Regions from separate parts of the Homo sapiens genome. Here regions 1 and 3 are each linked to region 2. A link is an interaction called in ENCODE POLR2A ChIA-PET data of the cell type or tissue named here. Cell type or tissue: PC-9. All regions are shown on one strand. Region 1 overlaps PTPRM (protein tyrosine phosphatase receptor type M). Region 2 overlaps RAB12 (RAB12, member RAS oncogene family). Region 3 has its middle 150 kb from the start of GACAT2.

Region 1 (5,000 bases), 1.0 Mb before region 2:
AAGTGGGTCATAAAAAGAAAAGAAAATTGTCCAGGCGTGGTGGCTCATGCCTGTACTCCTAGCACTTTGGGTGGATCACCTGAAGTCAGGAGTTCAAGACCAGCCTGGCCAACATGGTGAAACCCTGTCTCTACAAAAATATAAAAATTAGCTGGGCATGATGGCAGGTGCCTGTAATCCTAGCTACTGGGGAGGCTGAGGTGGGAGAATCGCTTGAGCCCTGGAGGCAGAGGTTGCATTGAGCCGAGATTGTGCCATTGCACTCTAGCCCAGGCGACAGAACGAGACTCTGTCTCAAAAACGAAAAAAAAAACCAAACAAACAAAAAAAAGAAGGATAAGAAAATTACTCACATCAGGGTGAAAAAGTAAGGTGTGTATATCGCTCATTAGATGTTGGTTTTAAGCTCGCCTGCTGTCCTGCAGAAGGAAATGCAGAAAGCCTTTGTCTCAGAGAGAAACCATTTTCCTTGTTGCTACTCTGAGGTTTCCACCCAGGGTTTTATGTCAGAAAGTTGGACAACAGAATGGGTGATGCTCTTCTCATTAACAATTTTCTTGTCAATATGGCAGAATAATGTGTGCTTTTTAAAAATCTGGTCTCCAAATTAAAGGAATAACTTGAAAACAATTGAGTGAAGGTAGTTCTATGGGAGGCAAAGATGATGTATAACTGATTTGATTTAGAAACAAATCAGCCTACCTCACAAGGTAAAAAATAGCTTCTTTTAAATGATCATCCTCAAAGCCCACTTCTCGGGACTGAGTTTTGACAGTGGGGACAACAGTAGTACTCTTGAAGTGTCTTGGAGTTCTGGGGTCTTTCTGGCTAAGGGTGTTGTAGAATCACCTTGGCAGCCAATGTGCCACTCGTTGAATAGCTCCTTCAGTGACTTGCTAGGCCTGATGTTGACAGAAGACAAGCCATTCTCTTAAGGCCCAGAAAGGTCTTGGTTGTGATCCTAGAGCTGCTGCTGTTGATGAAGGCAGGGATGGCTTTTGCTGGACTATTTTAATTTCCATTTACCTTGAAGCCAGCATGAGAAGCATGCCTGGAGTATTTTGGAACAGGTATTGTGTGGGGAGCCATTATGACTATAGGAGAACTTTAGGAAGGTGCCCATGAAGTATCAGAATCTAAGCAACATTGATGCTTTCCTGATGTGCCTCTGAGGAGGAATTGGCTGCAAAATGCGCCTCTAGGTAATGAGGCAGATTGACCTGAGGATGGAATGGCTTTTTTATTAGCTATGTAAGTGTTGGGGAATGTCTGTCAAACAGTGATTTTGTTCTGGCATAGTTAATGTTGAGCCTTTTAGGGGGACAATAATGAGATGAAGGTTGTTTGGTAACATTGCTCTATGATAATGTCATCCTAGGAGACTTAGCATTGTAAGGGAGGCCCAGCATGTCAAATGCATTTTAGTCTACAGTGAAGTCTCAGGTGGCTACATTAAAAGCAGAAAGTCGTGGCACAGACTTCAATAGTAATGTTACTCTATCTGCATTTTAACATGTTTACTATCAGCAATAGATGATGATCTTCATAGTGATATTATTAAGACTATTTCTTGTGTAATTTTTGCATCTTTGCTGTTCATCTGAGAATATTTGAATTTGTGCACAGCTGAAGCCATTTGAGGCTTGCCTGTCTGATTATTTACGTAGAACAAATCACCCTAGATATATTAGTGGATCTCTGCCAAACTGCCTTCCAGAAACATTGTACCCATTTATATCCACACCTCTGAAAGATGCACCTGAATCATTTGAATCTTTTCCCACTTGTTTGACAAAAGATGGTTTTCTTGGAAAAAGATCGAAAAAGTATTGGTAAGGTGTTTTAGGCATTTGTGTATGGTAGTACCCCCTTATCTGCAGTTGTGCTTTCTGAGGTTTCAGTTACCCACAATCAACCCCAGTCTGAAGCTACTACATCTCCACCCTTGTGCTTTGGGGCCCTTATGAAGTGAAATATGTGAGTGACTTGAGCACAGGCACTGTCATACGGTGACAGTTGACCAGAGAACGGAGTCAGCTACTAAGTGACCACTGGGCAGGGAGTGTAGACAGTGTGGATCCTCTGGACATAGGGAGGAGTCATGTCCTGGGTGGGACTGAGTGAGATTTCATCACGCTACTCAGAACAGTGAGCACTTTACAACTTATGAATCGTTTACTTCTGGAATTTTCCATTTATGTCACAATGCCTTGTCTTTCACCTGACTTCATCTTATCCCATGGGCATTTCATCATCTCACATCATCACAAGATGCAGGGTGAGTACAGTACAGTAAGGTATTTGGAGAGAGACCACATCCACATACTTTTATTACAGTATATTGTTGTAATTGTTCCATTTTATTATTAGTTGTTAATCTTTTACTGCGCCTAATTTATAAACTTCATCATAGGTATGTGCATATAGGAAAAAACATGGTATATATAGGGTTTGGTACTGTCTGCAGTGTCAGGGATCCACCAAATAGGTCTTGGAACCTATTTTTGGGGTACAAGGGGGGACTGCTGTATGTTTATTGCCTTTTCCTTTGCTTTTTTCCTACTGGAGTCATTATCTGATTTGTTTGTTAAAACTCTTTGTAGAAATGCCACTCACTCCTTTCCTTCTCTTCAAAGTATTTTCCCTTACTTTCTTCATTTATCTTTTTTTTTTCCTTTATTTTCTTTTTTTTCAGACAGTTTCTCTGTCACCCAGGCTGGAGTGCATTGGCACAATTTCGGCTCACTGCAACCTCCGCCTCCCAGGCTCAAGCGATTCTCGTGCTTCAGCCTCCCCGGTAGCTAGAATTACAGGCACATGCTACCATACCCGGAAAATGTTTGTATTTTTTAGTAGAGACTAGGTTTTGCCACGTTGGCTAGGCTGGAATTGAACTCCTGACCTCAAGTGATCCACCCTCCTTGTCCTTCTAAAGTGCTGGGATTGTTGAGCCACTGTGCCAGCCTTCGTTTATCTTTTAATTCATAGCGTTTTTGTACCATAGAGAAACTTAACTGTGTGCACATGTGTGGTAAAGGGGGAATGATTGACTACTTTTATGAGCAGCAGTAGAAGCCTTGGTTCATGGAAGACCTCCAGAGGCCTTGAGGTGTGAAGTGGGGCTGGTGAGAGAATGCTGTTCTCTCTGTGTTCTCTTCTGGTCCCTTTGCTGGGTCTCAGACTTGGATGCTAATCGTTTCTTTACCTTTCGGATCAATATTGTCATGGGAGGTAATTTTCCCCCAAGTGGACAGATTCTTGACTTACTAGAGTCAGTTTTGTTACTCTCTTTGGCATGGGAATTTAATTATGTATTTTAGTGGGAAGGTGTGAGCAGGATGAAATTAGACACAGATAGGTAGTCACTGCCACAACCTGAGGTCAGCTGCAGTTTTCTTAAAAAGTCACTTTTTGCTAATAAAGTTTCCGTCCCTGCTTCTCCATTCATGTATTGCACTCATCTACACTAAGCTGGGTAGGCAGGAATCATGAAGTGGATTATGGAATGTCCAGTGGGTCTGGATACATAGCTCGCATATCCATTAATAGCCTGCATTACAGATTTTATGTAAAGTGTTAGTTTTAATTACGTAAGCATTAGATTTCCTGTAAAGATTTCAGAAACCACACTATTTGAAAGAGAGTACAAATTTGCAAAGAGAATACACATGTAGTGGATAGGTGAAAAGCTTACTCCCTAAAACTATCCAGATATGGACAATTCAGGGTCATCTGTCAGGCCATTTATAAATAACTCATATTAGCATTAATCAATAGTGCAGCGTTCCAGGCCTGAAACAATGCATTTAAAAAATGGGATATTTTGCCTTTAAAAAAAATTGTTAATATAGACAGTCCTCTTGAAATTAGTGGGGTTTAGGTATAAATTTAGATCATATTTGTGAATGAAACCAAGGCCAATTTAAAAAGCTATGTATTTAAAACTACAACAAAGTAAAATTCTTTTTATCTTAATCCAAATATATATTGGTCAGTATTTCTTATTCCAGAGCTCAGAATTACCCAGGAAATCTTTGGTTTCCTAAAACTCAAAATGTTTATTGCCAATAGCTAAGTAATATCTTCTCGTAAACAGTGTGGCTCAAAATTATGATCCTATGTTTATGAAACTGAAATCTGACTTAAGTGCTTGTGATTGTGTTTCTAGTTATACAAACTTTCATAGGAATGAAAGCAAAGCATAATTCTGAGGTTAAGACAAACATGTTTGGTATTCATTAAACTCTACTGAGCACGTCTACGTGTGTTTATTGATCATCTACTGCAGGCTTAGTTCTATGCTCAGTTCTTTGGGATGCAGGGACAGAAATTAGGTACTCAGAAATTTCTAGAACCAAGTAACATTATTTTTAAAATAGTGCAAGTCTGGGTATCCTTTTATAACAGGGTTTCTAACCATAGTTCAGCTTTGCTGTATTAATAGTATTGTTGATGTCAGCACTTTCTTGGAAGACATGTTTTTTGCTTATTCAACTTTTGCCTCATGTTAGATTTTTTTTTCTGCTAAACATTGCTGTTATCTTAGTGTTTGTTTTTTGTTGACTGGCTGTTTGGCCTGAGAATTTAGTTCTGAATTCCTTTTTTTTTTTTTTTTTTAAGGCAACAGAATAAACAAGCAACTGTGTGTCCCTTGGCGCGGTAGCCAATTTAAGGTGATTCATACCCAGTTACTTAATAGTAAAGTCTCATTCCTAAAGGATATAAACTCTATTTCTTGCAAGGATGCTTAAAGAGCTGAGCAAATCTTAAAGCATTATTATCACATTTTAGACTAAATAAAGATATTTTCGTTCATTCTAATTTTCGTCATTCCCAAACACACTGTGGCCTTCTGTGGCATGAGTAGTTTAATCAAGTGTTTAGAATTTCTTGGCCTCAACCAGATTAGAGGAATTTAACTCAGCTGTTGTTGAGAAGAAGTAATTCTTCAGTCACTACTGAGGTTTTGTAAGTGTTATTGTTAAAAAAAAGAAAAGGAA
Region 2 (5,000 bases):
AATTCCTAGGCTAGGAGAGTGTTTCCATTAAGAGCCTTTTTATTTTTATTTATTTATTTATTTTTGAGACAGAGTCTTGCTCTGTCACCCAGGCTGGAGTGCAGTGGTACGATCATGGCTCACTGCAGCCTCGACCTGCCAGGCTCACACAATCTTCCTGCCGCAGCCTCCTGAGTAGCTGGGACTGCAGGTGCACACCACCAAGCCCTTTTTTGATTTTTAGTAGAGACAAAGTCTTGCTATGTTGTCCAGGCTGGTCTCAAACTCCTAGTCTCAAGCACTTGGCCTCCCAAAGTGCTCAGATTACAGGCGTAAGCCACTGCTCCTGACCAGTAAGTGCCCTTTTAAAGTAAATGGGATTCACTTGAACTTTCTATAAAAGATCCGTAGTGGAAGTCCTTAGGGATTTGAGATGATGAACTATTATGTAAAATTATAAATGAGCAAAATGTTGTTTTTTGTATTGTTAATCAAATCAGAAACTGGTTTAAAAGATTTACAAAATTCACAAGGGTATGAAAAACAGAGGTTGTATTTACTGATTGGTCTGTTTAATGGAAATTGTCTAATGGAATTGTCTCATATTTTCAAATGGGATTTTGTTTTCATGGAATTTAATTAGTCTGATTATAATTTACAAGTTCTTTTAAAAAGTACAGGAGCAGCTTTTTAAAGTTTGAGAAACAGAAAAAAGTAATTGACTAAAGAAATTTACAACTAACATGCCTGGTCCACTATTTTCCTCATAGCAGTGCCTGTATCACAAGCATACTTATCCACCATGAATCTGTGTGTGCTTTTGCAAGTTGACATTATTGCTTCCTGAGTGAAGCTGTAGAAACCATTTCTATCTAGCAATGCCGAATTCTTGATCTTGGTTCCTTCTGTTTGACTCTCATTAGTTTTAGCATAAACAGGTAAATGTGCTTTTTTAAAAGTATATTTCAAAAAACAACTCCATAAAATTACATATCTGTCAATCTTTGTTTTATTTCTATGTTACTGTTGGAAGCTAGCTGTTAATTTTGTTTAGGTTGAAATGGTTTTACCTTTTAAAAACCTACCCCCGCCCTTGCTCCAACAGCATTGCATGCTGGAAAAAACACTAGAGTAAGAATAAGAAATGTGGGTTCTTGCTCCAGGCTCTGCCACTAACTAGTTTGTGACTTTGGATAAGTAATGTAGTTGTCTGTGCCTATAAATAGAAGTAGTAGTAGTAGTAGTAGTAGTAGTAGTAGTAGTAGTGGTCACTGCTATATGGTGAGCACTTACTACACCAGCAGAAGGCCTCATCACAGCCCTGAAAGTTATCCCCGTTTTACAGATGAGGACGAGAAGTCTCAGAGAGGTAGAAATTTACCTGCTGTGGCACAGCTGCTCAGCAAGTGGTCAGGGCCAAGGGCTGCAAGTGAATTCTTTTTAACTATCTTTCTGTCTGTTCCTTAGCTTACTTTCAGGTTTAGATTGACTTTGCTTTGTTGAAAATACTAATGGCTCACACACATAAAGGTCAGACATGATGGAGCCCTTTCCTCATTTTAGAATTTGGTCCTTGTTACAGCCCTGTGAAGATAGTGACATAATTATCCTATGGTATTAGTGAAACTGATTTTCTTTAAGTGTGCCCCTGTCATTACTTGTCACTTGCCTTTTGAATTAAAATAATGCTACAAGAACTGCTTTTTAATCTATATATTCCATCATTCAAATTCAAGTGTCTTAAGCCTTTTACATACCAAAATAGGTATATTTGAATACAGGAGAAGTCAAAGAAAGGCAATCTGGACCAGAATTCTGATTTTTCTGGGTAGTAAAGTTTCCTTCAGAATGCTGGTGGCCAGCATAGGATTGCCAGTTCTTTATTTTGCCAAGTAAGAACATTAAAAAAAAAAAAAGAAAAAAAAAAGACTTAAAAAAATTAGGAAAGATAAGATACCACAGTTTAAAAGTTTTTTATTTTATTTTTTATTTTTATTTTTGAGACGAAGTCTCACCCTGTCACCCAGGCTGGAGTGCAGTGGTGCGATCTCTGCTCACTGCAAACCTCCGCCTCCCAGGTTCAAGCAGTTCTCCTGCCTCAGCCTCCCAAGTAACTGGGATTACAGGCACTCACCACCACGCCTGGCTAATTTTTGTATTTTTAGTAGTGACAGGGTTTCACCATGTTGGCCAGGCTGGTCTCGAAATCCTGACCTTGTGATCCACCCTCCTCAGCCTCCCAAAGAGCTAGGATTACAGGTGTGAGCCATCACCCCCAGCCAAAAGTTCTTTAAATTTATCTTCATTTTTCTCATTGTGCGGCAGTGCTCTAAACTTCACAGCCTGGCCCCCTTAAAGGATGGCAGCCCTTCGGTGAAGCCCTTTAACTCCGCTGCAGGCCGCAGTCCTGTGTGCTCTCTGCCTGACTCCCCTCTAGCCTGTGTTGACATGGGGGTGCACTCAGGATGCCCACTGGTGGGGCCTCGGCCTGAGACTGCTTACGCTGGGGAAGTAGGGTAGTGCGAGTGACTCCGTTTCTTTGGACCTGCGGTTGAGCTGGCAGCAGAATGGAGGGGTCCGAGAAACGGGTGAGTGTGAATCCCTTGCAGAAATGCTCTCTGGGGGTCTGCCCTTGAATGTTAGGCGGCATGACAAGTCAAATGCAGTCCACCAGGGTCTTCACCTGGAAATTGACTACTTGTACTTTATTCTGGAAACTTAGGGCAGAGATTTTTGTTAGAAAACCCAGAATGAGCATCTCATACTGGACTTAAATGCTTAACTGTGTATTTTATTTTGCTATACTGTATTTGTACACAGTCTTCTAAGCCATGACCGATCTGCCCGTGTTTCACTTAAGAGAGAATTAAGGAAAATCATCCAGAATTCCCACTCCAAAAGCCCAAGCTCTGCAGCCCTGCAGTGTGGTTTTGCTCCATCTGGAGAGAACCTCACACAGACTCCCCTGCCAAAATGATGTAACATGATGACTCAGGGATGTGAGCGTGAGAGGAACCAACATTTAGTTCTTATACCCACATATGCTGTGTGTTGTGTGATTAGGTTTATTTAATGAACTTAATGCAAGCTGAGAGGCTTGACAAAACGTCCCCTTTTGTGGACTGAAGTAGCTATCTTTCAGAGAAAGCATGCAGATTTAGTTGGTGTTAGGTTGTTTATGTTGAATAAAAATCTATTTAAAGACCTGGCTGAAGTGCATTCAGCCTTTCACTGTCTGCACTTACAATAAAAAAGAAAGATTTTATTATGCATGACAGAGATCCAGATTCTTAGAGATTGCCTCTTTCCCTCTGGTCTGTGGAATCTGCCAGAAGCCATCTGTTAATGGATCTTGGAACTGGCTGTAGAAGGCAGAGTAGGTTCCTTTGAGAACTGATAGGTCCAAATTATTCTCTATCCTTGGGTGCCAGATACGTTGTTCCAAATAAGCATTAGTTTGAATTTGTAAAGAAAACAGCTTTGTACAGTAGTCATTCTACAAATAGTTTTAAGCAGCATTTTGTATTTATATAAGACACCATCCTGCTCGACCTTCCCCTGGGCACAAAGCTCACACCTGGTTTACCCTTTTCAGAGAGGAGGTGAGTCACGGAGGTAGCCATAATAAGTGTTAGAAAAGAGTGCCTCCTGCTTCAGCTGAGGAAGACATTTATCATCCTCCTTTTGTCCTTTAATTCACGTCTTTGACATTTGGAAAGTATTTGGAAAGCCAAAACTACAGACCAAAAATTGTGCCCTTAATTGAGTGTGATTGTTAAAAAAAAAAAAAAAAAAAAACTTGTGAAACTGGGAAGCACAGCACAGGCTGAACAGAGCACTGGATTCCATAGAAAATGTTTTCCCTCCAACTCTGACAAACTCCACCCTTTGGTTTCTGGTGCCTAGTTAACAAAACAACCTGCAATTCCAACTCCACGTCAGCACTTGGGCGAAGGAATAGGCCCCTATAAATGAGGAGCTTTGTGTTTTTCGCTGGCTTCCTCTCACCTCTTCAAGCCATGTGTGTGGTAGGACCTCAACACACTTGTCGATTGGCTAAAGAATCACACACCTGCAGTCAAATTTTCACTTTTAATTTTTTACTTAAAAAGAAAAAAGAGCAGCCTGGGCTACATGGCGAAACCCCATCTCCACAAAAAAAAAAAAAAATGAAAAATTAGCCTGGTGTGGTGGTGCACACCTGTGGTCCCAGCTACTTGGGAGGCTGAGGCAGGAGGATCACTTGAGCCAGGGAGATCTAGGCTGCAGTGAGCAGTGATGATGCCACTGTACTCCAGCCTGGGTGACAGAGTGAGACCTTGTCTCAAAAAAGAAAAAACACTCCACCTTCTCCTTGGCCACCACTGTCTTCCCAAGCCATGGCACTTGTGGAAAGAGATTTTGGAGGCAGGCATACAGTCCTGCATGTAAGTTTCAGCTCCAGGACAGGCTGCCAGCTGTCCTTAGGCAAGCAGCTTACCTCAGTGTCTTCACTTATAGGAAGAAAAACAAAGTGGGATTTACACTTTCTTCACATCTCACAGTATAGGCATAAATGAAGTTAAAATATCTTACATGTCTGGCATAGAAAAGACAATTTTTAATTCTCTTTTCCTAATTTATCCTGTAGATCCGAAAACTCTGAAACACTCCATAAAAAAATCCTTACCCTTTAATGATACACACTGATATATACAGATGATATAAATTTCAAAATGTAATCACATGTCCTGGGTAAAACATAATCTGTTTGACAGTCCCTGTGTTTTCATGGATCCATTCTGAGTAGTAGTGAAGTTCAATTTTTTTGCATATGAAGAAAATGTTAATAATCCACTGTTTGATCATGGTTTTTTTTTTTTTAATCTCTTCCCTTTAAATATTCTCCTCCTCTTTTGACCAGGAACTCAAATAACATGGTAGCATTTCAGATGGGGGTTTGTCTGAAGGCAAGGAGTAGAGAAGGCCTCCTGGTGCAGGGATGGAGTCTGTCCCAGCCAACCAGCCATCCACCCTGTCTT
Region 3 (5,000 bases), 240 kb after region 2:
CATGCGGACTCCTCAGCGGTGACACAACCAGGCTCTGCACGGGTCCCTCCTCCCAGCGCTGCAGCTCGGAGACTCTCCAGACAGTCAGCTGGGGCCGTCGCGGGCCGCCTCACTTGCCTCCCCTGTCAGGGGGATGACTTTCTCATGCTGCCTGTTGCCCAGTGTGGAAGCCATTGGTTCACAGATTTTCCTTAAGGTTTTTAGTATTTTAAGTCTCAGCGGTCAGTCTGGTACTTGTTACATCATCTTGGTCAGAAGCAAATGTTCATTTGATTTTCCACAAAGGTGCTAAAGCAATACAATAAAGAAAATAATGCCTTTTCAATAAATGATATAGAAACAACTAGATTCTCACATGCTAAAAAATAAACCTCAGCACCTACCTCCCATCAAACAGAAAATGTTACATGATGTGTGCGTAAACCTGAACATAGCAGTTAACATAAACATAATAAAGCTTTTAAGGGAAAGCATGTCTCTAAAACTTAAGAGTAGGAAAACATTTCTTAGATAGGAAACAGCAAATAACAATAATAAAAGAAAAAAAATGATAGATTTTATCAAAATTGAAAATTTTTGCTCATCAAATGACAGTTAAGAAAAACAGGCAAGCTGCTGACTTGGATAAAACATTCACACAACTAGAAACTATTATCTAGGATGATAAAGAACTACTATAATTCAATAATAAAAAGACAACTATAAAGTAGTCAATTAATATGATCAGATACTTTACAAGGAAGGTATACATATGGCCAATAAGGACGTAAAAAGTTGTTCAATGCCATTAGTCATCAGGGAGCGGCAAATAATTAAAACCAAAAGACATACCATTACATAGCCACGAGAATGTCTAAAATTAAAAACACTGACAACAACAAATGTTGGTGAGGAAGTGGAGTGACTGGAACTCATATGTTGTTGGTGGAGGTATAGTGGTATCTGGCAGTTTCTTGTAAGACTAAGCATACACCTACCCTACGGCCCAGAAGTTCTATGCTAGGCATTTATCCAAGTGAAATGAAATATATATTTATTAAAAGAGCTCAGATTTATAATATCCAAAACTAAGAAACTCCCAGGTATCTATCAATAGGAAAACAGATATACAAACTGCAGTATATTCGTATAATGTGATGCTGCTCAGTAATAACAAGGAACAAATTACTAATACACAAAACAGCATCAATGAATCTCAAAACCATGCTAAGTGAAAGAAACCAGACAAAAAAGAGTATGTACTACTGTATATATATTATAATTACATTTATTTGAAATCTAGAATAAGCAAAATGAATGTACACAAAAAAGAGAGCTATCCATCAAAAAAAACGGTGATAGAAAATAAATCAGATTGATGGTGCCACTGGGGAGGAAGGAATGGTGGGAATTAGCTGGCATAAGGGACTTTCTGGGATTACGGTACCATTCTATGCCTTGATAGGGGTTTGTGTTGTACAGATTTAGGCAATTATCGAAACTCAACAAATCATAACATTAAATATTCGAGCATTGCTTTGATTGTAAAATTTACCTCAAAAGAAAAAAGTTAAATGGATTGATGGATGAATAGAGGGATGGAAAAATAGATACATATGTGATAAAACAAAGACAGTAAAAAATAGTAAAGTCTAGGTGGTTGGTATACGGATGTTCACTTTAAAATTCCTTCAACTTTTCTTTGTGCCTGAAAATTTCATAATATAAAGTGATGAGAAAAATGTTGTTAAATGAGTAGGGCAAGATGCTAGTCTCAGGCCAAAGTACTAGGACAGGGACTCAAGTACAAGATTATAGGACAAGACCAGTTAAACAAACACAGGGGAATAATAGTAATAATGGCCATCATTTATTTATTGGATACTCACTGTACTGGGCCCTGAACAGGGCACTTCTCAAAACTCAGCTTGCTTAAGCCTTCCAACATACCCATTTTACAGATAAGACACTAAAGCTTAGAGAACTTATATAATTCATCCTAAGCCCCACCCCACAGCCACAAAGTGGGTGAGCCAAGTTGGAGCCCTGGTCTATCAGATCCCAGGCATCATGCTGTTCCTCCTTTGCTATACTTCAGAGGGAAGGCTGGAGCTACTTGAACCAACAGCATTTAAGATTAGAGCAGGGCTGATTTGATGAGTCACTGGGATATTAGAGTCCAATCCTGTGTTGCTTAACATTGGGGATACATTCCAAGAACTGCATCCTTAGGCAGTTTCATCATCGTGTGAACTCATGGAGTTCATTTACACAAACCTAGATGGTGTAGCCTACTACACACTTAGATCATATGCTATAGTCTACTGCTGCTAGGACACAAACCTGTACAGCAAGTTACTGTACTGATTATTGTAGACAATTGAAACACAATGGTAAATATTTTATGTATCTAAACATTTCTAAATATAGAAAAGATACAGTAAGATTTGATATAAAGGTTAAAAAAAAAAGATACTCTTGTATAAAGCACTTGCCATGAATGAAGTTTGCAGGACTGGAGGTTGCTCTGGGTGAGTGAGTGGTGAGTGAATGTGAAGGCCTAGGACATTACTGTGTACTACTGTAGACTTTACAAACTCTGTACACTTCGGCTATGCTAAATTTATTTTTAAAATACAGTAAGTGTGATATGACTTTACAACAGCTACAATGTCACTAGGCTATAGAAATTTTTCAGCTCCATTATAATCTTATGGGACTGTATTTTAAATTCCTTCTGACTGGGCAAAGAATGAACTCCAGAGTTTAGGAGAGGGCTGTCAGAACTGAGGTTCTGCAGTATGCACTCTATGGGGCAGGGACCATATCCCTCTCGTGTTCCTGCTATAACCCCACAGTCACAGTACCTGGCAAATATAGGCATTTCCACAAATGTTTACCAGTGAATGAATAAATACATACAGAACTAGGAAACCAGACAGATCATTATAAATTCTCAAGCAGGAATGTGACTACGTGAGTGGGAAAATCATCTTTCTAGATCAATCTTATTTCTCTCAAACTGTACTTCTGAGATTCTCCAAAAGAATGCAACTTCTTTTGAATGGCTTATTCCTGGAGAGGTTTTTTGTTGTTGTTTTTGTTTGGGTTTTTTGTTCGTTTGTTTGTTGCTGACACTGGAGGTGTTCTTTGCACATTTTAATGTATGCCAAGAAGTCTGTAAGAGTTCTGAACAGTCTCAGAATCTTGACTTTTGGAAGATCTTTAGAGGTTGTTCAGGCTAGCAACAAATATAGGATAGTAAAAGAGTCTTGTAATCACTTTTCTCCCTCTTTGCTGGAGAAAGAGCAAAGATTCTAACCTGACAGCAATAGCACAAATGAGAACCACAAAAGCCTCTTCTTGAAAGATTCCTAATCTGTGGGAGAGAGTTGCTTTATGAGAGGCCAGGGGCCAGAGCAGGCATGCTCCAGGTTCTGAGTTTTCCAGAGAAGACAGGTCTGCCTGTGCCATCTCTAGATTTGGTTTTCTTAAGTGCTCTGAAGACAGTTCTATATGGTAGGCTGGGTAATGGAAAAGAATGCCTCCCCTAAAGATGCACTCAAAATAATTTTCTATTCTGGTTTCTTTAAAAAAGATGCTCCCAAACTACTCTTTCAACGAGATTAAAGCCTATTTGCTTCTTTGTACAAGAGGAATGGGATTCCTTATAGTAGGGCCTTTTGGGCTACTTAGATTCTTTTACAGAACTGGAATTCATCAGCAGGTTCTGGTGTTAATGTGGCTGAACTGCTTCAGAACACTCAGAGATTCTCACAAAATCCCGTTGATGCAGTGTTTTTGTTCACATTGTGCAAATGAGGAACTAAGACTCAAATAGATCAAATAACTCATGAAGTCATTCCGCTGGTATGAAGAAGAACAAGAGAAGGCAGAACTGATCTTCATGCCCAGGTGAGGTCTCTTGACTGTCAGCTTGGTCTTTTCACAACAGAACTTGAATGCCTGTTTTTCCCAGGTGCTAGCAATTAAAGCACTCCTGCTAATACTTGTCAGAATAGACTGGGAGTCTGAACTCAGCATTTTCGGTTGTTGCTATTTAGATTCATGACTTCTTTTGAAGCTGTCAGGCATTCCCTGAGACCTGATGCCAGATTTGTAGTTAAAGGAGAACCATGACCTATCTCCAGAACATTCCCTGTGAGTCTGAATGGAAGTTATAGATCCCTATGTCTTCACTAAGTTCTTAGTATATTCGGAATGGCCCATGCTTACATCCTTTCTGCCAGTCCTCCGTCACTCTCTGGAAGGTGATGTAAGATCATCAATGAAGCAGAAACACTGGGAAGCAGCTTGAAGGGAGTCAGCCTTTGAGTGGGAAGGGCCCATGATTTCCTTGCCTCTTGCTTCTTCATCATTGACAAGTCAAGGTGCTGGCTAAGTGGAGACTCAAAACAGGAGAATTCACAGACGGTTCAGACAGAAGTAGCTTGTTGTCTGACCAAGTCTGGCAAAGCATATGGAGACCTAATTAAAAATGGCAGCCAAGAAAGGATCAGCAGGGTCCATAACCTTTAAAAGAACTCAATAGTACCTGGCCACATCTTCAATATTTAATGCTGGGGGATGATAAATTATTCAGATGAAATAATCTTGGCTTCCACTCACCATAGCCCAAGAGCATTGATCCACATCATCACTAATGATGATGAGCATCACTAATCCACAGAGGCCTTCATGATGAGATGCCAACATGAAATGGAAGAGTGACAGCATTTCTGCTTTAGATTGTTTACCCCTTCCTCACCCTGAGATTTCACATGCTCTTCAGTGGGCCTCCAGGATTGAACTGTCCTTCCTGTTACGTCAAACAGCAACATGAGGATCAATTATCTACCTATATTCCCTGTTGGGCTCAGGATTTGGGGTAGTGAAGGATTGATTCAGATCCCTCTGCTGGTACAGAAGACAATCCATTATCTCACTTCCAGACCAGTGCTTTTAACATCTAGATCAGTGCTTTTAAAACTTAGATTTGCCTAAGAATTATCCATGTATCT

The links. Peaks named below come from ENCODE experiments on the same cell type or tissue, not always from the same donor. Only the 100,000 strongest peaks of a DNase experiment are listed, where the experiment ranks them.
Region 1: POLR2A ChIA-PET joins it to region 2 with 5 read pairs; 2 of 35 experiments call an interaction of 5 or more read pairs at or near these places.
Region 3: POLR2A ChIA-PET joins it to region 2 with 6 read pairs; 1 of 35 experiments calls an interaction of 5 or more read pairs at or near these places.

The regions. Positions count from the first base shown.
Region 1 is chr18:7,594,184-7,599,183 of GRCh38, forward strand. All of the region lies in intron 1 of PTPRM (protein tyrosine phosphatase receptor type M), which reads left to right. Among named protein-coding and RNA genes, the nearest start is that of PTPRM, 29 kb to the left of the region's middle. In PC-9, no CTCF peak of the experiment used is centred here; no DNase peak of the experiment used is centred here.
Region 2 is chr18:8,612,624-8,617,623 of GRCh38, forward strand. All of the region lies in intron 1 of RAB12 (RAB12, member RAS oncogene family), which reads left to right. Among named protein-coding and RNA genes, the nearest start is that of RAB12, 5.7 kb to the left of the region's middle. RefSeq lists an enhancer at 1,930-2,751. In PC-9, no CTCF peak of the experiment used is centred here; a DNase peak (open chromatin) is centred at 2,978; H3K4me3 peaks cover 1,334 bases; H3K27ac peaks cover 3,560 bases.
Region 3 is chr18:8,857,171-8,862,170 of GRCh38, forward strand. No RefSeq gene overlaps it. Among named protein-coding and RNA genes, the nearest start is that of GACAT2, 150 kb to the left of the region's middle. In PC-9, no CTCF peak of the experiment used is centred here; DNase peaks (open chromatin) are centred at 2,181 and 3,851; H3K27ac peaks cover 2,810 bases.